2 separate regions of the Homo sapiens genome follow, and region 2 is linked to region 1. Evidence: chromatin contacts called from ENCODE Hi-C or POLR2A ChIA-PET data. All regions are on one chromosome and are shown on one strand. Each heading gives the region's core, a stretch centred on a gene start or an enhancer-like site at or near the end of the contact. The rest is flanking DNA. Distances are from core to core; before and after follow the strand shown.

Region 1 (2,709 bases), core at 46-2,545:
TAAGTATTCTACCATTAATTCCCAGAGGAAGTCTCTTCAAAACAGACAGGAGAAGGAAACACCTATAATAAGTCTTGCAGGTTAAGTGGCAGAGAAACAAACTGGTTTCCCTAGGTCTACAAAAGAGCCTGTTCTGTAGTACTAACTCTTGGACCACAAATCCCTAACAAGATGCAAACTTCTGAAGATTCTTAATGGGCCTGTTAAGTAATTTTTTTTTCAAGTGTGATGACATTTTGCTCCACTGATCCAGGTGCAAAGACTGTACCAAAAACCCACCAGAGACTTTGCTTCGTATAGGAAACTCTTGATGTAATTGTAGCTCTATGACTCACGGTAATTATCTTTTTAAAGAAACATAAAACACTAAGAAAGTGTACTTTTATTTTATGATCTTCTATAAAATAACAGCATTAGTATTTCATTCATAAGTGTAATAAAGTAACATCAAACAAGAAAAAAAGCAGAGTCCGACTCTGGTGCCTTAGTGAACGCAGAAAAGCCTCACAGATCAGATTTACAGTAAGCCAGACAAACTCATCTCCACACCACTTTCATCCTTCTCATCAAAAAGGTAGTAAGACTTCAAAAAGCACATCAATCAGGCCATTCTCGCTGTTTAAGACACAACCCCAAAAGAACTCAAACTAATTACAGCGCCACATTATATACAGAAAAATACCACTGCTGTCTGAATAATATCTAAACAGTGGAAATTTAAAAGGACAAAATTAGGAAGCAAAATAATAAAAGCCTAGAGGAGGATTTTGATAGCTCATGGAAGACTGGGTGAGGGTAGGAGACTGCGGACCAAGTCTTATATCTGCACAGGAGAAAGAACCAAGTTAGAAACCACTCTACATAAAGCAAGGAGGAAGAGCTGCAATCTGAGAAAAGGGTGATCTGGTACAAGACCCCTAAATCCACAATAAGAGAATATTGTGTATGTCTCAAAAAGAGAGTATTGTATATGTCTGCTACTGAACAACAGCAACAAAAATTTTTACACTTTTCAGTAAAAGTGCTTCAAAAGAGCTGCCTATGTTCACACACTCGTGCAACCAATTAAAAGTATAATAATCAAAATTAGTTCATTTTCAATGTATAGACCAGAATCTCAAAACAGATAAAAATTCCTTTCTGAAGTATGCAACTTAGTGTCACTTCTCCATGTGTAGCATTTTCTTCGAAAACACAAAACTTTGTTAATGTTCTTCTAACTCCCAAGTTACTCAGTAACCACAAGAGTAACTGAAAGCAGTCTGGGAACAGCAGCACGTAGATCCAGGTCTTAATCTGAGCCTTGTGACCAAGCTTTACTAAATGGCTCAACCCAGACAAGTCCTGAGTTTCCCAGAGGAAAATGAGCTTTATTTCCTGAAGCCTGTAGCCACCTCTGTCCTGAAAGGACAGGAAATTGTAGTCATTTTCGCCAAAACTATATGTAAACAGGCTGCAGAAGGGAGTTACCTAGATATTGCCTTGGGCAGATATTACCTCCCAAAGTCTCAGTTTTCTCATCAGGAAAATAGGAATCACATCGTTCCCCTTCCAGGGTTGATATGAAGGTACACAAGATCATATGTGGAATTTAAGATGCTCTAATGCCTAAAATGGCAAAACTTGGTGTTAGTATCATTATCGCCTCACTGCTCATCTCCCCAGGCCCACCTCCCACCCATATTGAACACCCAAACGTCATCATTACCCCTAGCAACCACAGAATCATGGGAAGACAGAACAGATGAAGTTTGGTAAGCTACTAAATAACAGTTGTGGGCTAACAGCCAGGTTATCAGACAAGCAAACGCAACCCAAATGAAGCTTCTTACCTGCATTTCTACATCAGCTACAATGGTCTTGGTGTATCTCTACATTCCAAGCCTTCATGCATCCTTTGTAAATACTAAGAATCAGGGGTATTTAGGTTGACAAAGTAACTACATTAACCACATAATCATACCTCTACATCATTATCACCAAGAACAACAGTATTCCAAATATTAGACTCATAACTCTAAAGCAACAATTTCCTCCCCTCACTCTCTGGGAAAAAAGAAAGAAAGAAAAACTTTGCAGAGGAATAAAGTGGGAAGCCAGTGTTCTAATATAAACATGACAAGCCCAATTCTATCACTGCAATATACTTTCTGACTTCAGTACAAAAATCTTTTCTGACCATCTGGAGCTACTCCAGGCATGAGGCCAAAACTTTGTAATTCCTTTTCAAAGTAAATGACAGATCAGTAACTGCCACGTTGCTAATGCACAGCCAAAGGGAGCACCTCATATCCTATTCAATGCTCCCTGGAGTTTTACACATATAGTAAAAACAAAGTGCTTCCAAATAAACCTGCCCACTTTCCAATATTCCAAACTGAACAGCGATCCTGTCACTTTTGAACAAGGCGGCATTTCTTCGGGTGTGATCCTATTACCCTATTTCACACACAGGAAGTAGGACTTCAAGTTTCACTAAAAAGTCATATCTACACTAAAATGAATCCTATGTATGTCCACTACTATTTCAGTTCTCCAGAAATGGCACATAGGAGTCTACCAAAAATTTTTTTTCTTTTGAGTCGGAGTCTAGCTCTGTCACCCAGGCTGGAGTGCAGTGGCACGATCTCAGCTCACTGCAACCTCCGCCTCCCAGGTTCAAGCAATTCTCCTGCCTCAGACTCCTGAGTAGCTGGGACTACAGGTGCA
Region 2 (2,804 bases), core at 94-2,593, 35 kb before region 1:
ATGTATAATATGAATGATATGGCTGCTTAAGTACATGACTTCCAGATAGCCCTTTAATAAGATCCAAAATGTATTTTATTGTTCTATTTGTAGAGATCTATTACGAATCAAATTCACATTTGTGCATCAATTTGGGCACCTAAGAGACATGCATAACACCCTTGAATAGAAGAAAAAAAAAATGTGTTGCAAGCACCAAACAACTGATTGCTTTCTGGAAAGATGTGGAGGAAGAGCTTTGAAGCTGCTATTTCAGCCTGCTGGGGCAAAGGCACTGTTTGGGGCACCTGCACACTAATTCTTACCTAGCATCAAAACATCCTATGAAGTAGCTGGTATTGTCCATTTACAAATATAGTAACTAAGGCTAAAGAAATAATTTTCCCAAAGAGACTCAGAAAGTGATAATGAAAAGTCCATGCTCTTAGCGAGCTAATTGTAACATCTAAGAATCTGACAACAAAACCCAAGTAGAAGAGCTGGCTAAAATTTATATATAGGTTAGTGAGTTTTAAAGACTAGATAAAACAAGCACATGGTACAAAACAGAAAAGGTATCAAAAGGTAACTTTCAAAGACAACCCATGAGAGTACATCTCCCTCCTAAGGAGTGCTTGGTTCCCCTCCACAAAGGCTACAATTGAGTTTTTGGTGCTTCCTTACCAAAATGCAGACTTAATAATTTTTAGAGCACATTTTAAAGTAGCTTAAGGAAGATGAAGCAAATCCATTATACTACCATTTAGCCTAGATGGTTTAAAATTAGAGGGGGGAAAAAACTAGCAGAAACCAAATTATAAATTGCTAAAGTTATGTCTTCCATGGTGATTTTAATGAAATGTGCCATGATTAAACACAAAAGCAAAATTATTTCCAAAGGGCAGCAAGTTATTGATGAAGAGACTGCTAGAGTAATATCTTTGGTACAAAGGGTTTCAAGATTCTATTAATTTTAAGTAACTACTGTAAAATAAGTATAAAGCAGGTTGAAGGCTTCTCCCTTTAATAATAACAATATTCCAAAAGAAGGACCTAGCTGAAAGGTACCTTATAAAATAACATCAAACAAAAGAACTTGAAAAAAGGTAATCAACCATTGTGTTAACCAGATATTTACTGTGTACCCACTTTGTGGTGGCACTGTGCTAGAATTCTAGGGTTCTAGAAATAAAGGCATAAGGTTAAATAGCATTACAATGAAATGTTATACTCAGTTAACTAAAAACGAATCTGCATTGGACACTTCTGACGAAATACCACACAAAGTCAACAGACCTCCATGCTCTACGAAACCTTTCATCTGAGATAAGCCCCAATGTCTAAATTTGGTTTCCCAGCTGTGGCCTCTTTTCTAGACTTTGAAATCTGACAGGTGTTACAGAAGGTGAATTTGTCTTCAAAACATACCCCATGCCTTAACCTTCATTTCTGATCAGCCAGGAGGATACTAAAATTTTTTGTTTAATCAGCTCGTATAGAATTCAATCATGTTTATTTTACACACTCAGTTTTGTTTAACTGAACCGATGTTATGAAACATTCATTATAAGGAAAAGAATCTGTACCATTAAACATCACTGACAGTTCCTCCTATTTATACTTAAATATATATTTCAAAGATTTCTGACATAAGCAATTGTAGATATTGGTTCAAATATTTTTTCAAAAAATTATCTGATTCTCACTCCTGCATGGTTGGGGGGATGGAAATCAGTAAGAACACTGTCTGATACATTGAAAATCAGTTTAGAACTGTTTTTTATTAACTAAAGGCAAGTTATTTCTTGAGAAATATTACATTTAATGACATTCTCATAAGCAGCTTTGTTTTTCACTTAATGTGACCGAACATAAAGCAAATACCAGGTGTTACTTAGAGCTCAGAAGAGACCGAAACAGAAATTTCACATGAAATGACAACAGTTAACAAACAAACAAATTAGCAGGTGCAAAGACATACTGTGTAAGGGAATATCTATTTACTATTTCAGATTAGCTCATTATGATAAAATTTTAATATAAAGTATGTATATAGTCATATTACTAATTCAGATAAACATTTTGAAAACATAAAAATGCAAAATTCTCTAGAAAAATATTTTCTCTCGACAGAAAACTGTCGCACACCAGAGAATTAAGGAGATTTGTTTTATTTAATAGATAAGAATGATAATTGGTATATATATGGCTTATACGCAAATAGGTGAATTTCAGTGTTTGAAAGCATGGTGCTTGCCTATATTCTAAACACTGCCTGTGAACAATGACATTAATTTATACTAATACAATTTGTTAAGAAAAAGTAAGCAGCTACATCCATTCATTTAAGAAATACCTATTTAGTTTCTCCTCTGTGCAAGACACTCTTCTGTGCTGAAGTTACACAAATTCTAAATTTAAGGAATTCATTAACGGGTTTTAAAATTTTTCCAGAAAAATCTTTTTAAATTTCAGCTTTGGTATAAAAGGCATGTTCTCCAATTCAATTTTAGTACTTCTCCTTATATGAACACAAAAGACACACACAAAATATTTTTCAGTTAATGTCACCAATAAACTCAAAGAAGCAGAATGAAAAACACAAGTAACATTTTAGGATTATTAATGGTTTTGATGTCATGAACCCCCAAGAGGGTCTTAGGAGTACCCAAGGGTCTCCCAGACGACACTTTGAGAGTTGTTGCTCCACACAAGCAAGTTATACGTAAAAACATAAAAAAAACAGATTGCTGTCCCTCCTTTATACTTTCTATTATACAACTAGAGTTCACCTGACAGGGTCTAAAGGAAGAACAAATTAATCC

The links. Hi-C counts contacts between places; a loop is a spot of excess contacts on that map. ChIA-PET counts read pairs that join two places held with the same protein, here RNA polymerase II (POLR2A). Pooled maps may share reads with other maps.
Region 2: a map of HepG2 shows a loop between it and region 1 (5-fold over the local background). The contact joins two enhancer-like sites. A Hi-C loop is called at or near these places in 15 of 168 maps with a recorded cell type or tissue (CD14-positive monocyte, CD4-positive, alpha-beta T cell, CD4-positive, alpha-beta memory T cell and 12 more), 34 of 37 single-sample maps with no recorded cell type and 18 of 50 pooled maps. POLR2A ChIA-PET finds 5 or more read pairs at or near these places in 15 of 52 experiments (A673, AG04449, BJ and 12 more).

The regions. Positions count from the first base shown.
Region 1 is chr3:172,065,202-172,067,910 of GRCh38, reverse strand. The region is part of intron 1 of FNDC3B (fibronectin type III domain containing 3B); the gene reads right to left. Among named protein-coding and RNA genes, the nearest start is that of FNDC3B, 27 kb to the right of the region's middle. Within about 2 kb of position 1,295, at least 5 of the 41 ENCODE cell types and tissues checked have a DNase peak (open chromatin) inside an H3K27ac peak, as active enhancers do.
Region 2 is chr3:172,099,775-172,102,578 of GRCh38, reverse strand. All of the region lies in intron 1 of FNDC3B (fibronectin type III domain containing 3B), which reads right to left. Among named protein-coding and RNA genes, the nearest start is that of FNDC3B, 62 kb to the right of the region's middle. Within about 2 kb of position 1,343, at least 2 of the 41 ENCODE cell types and tissues checked have a DNase peak (open chromatin) inside an H3K27ac peak, as active enhancers do.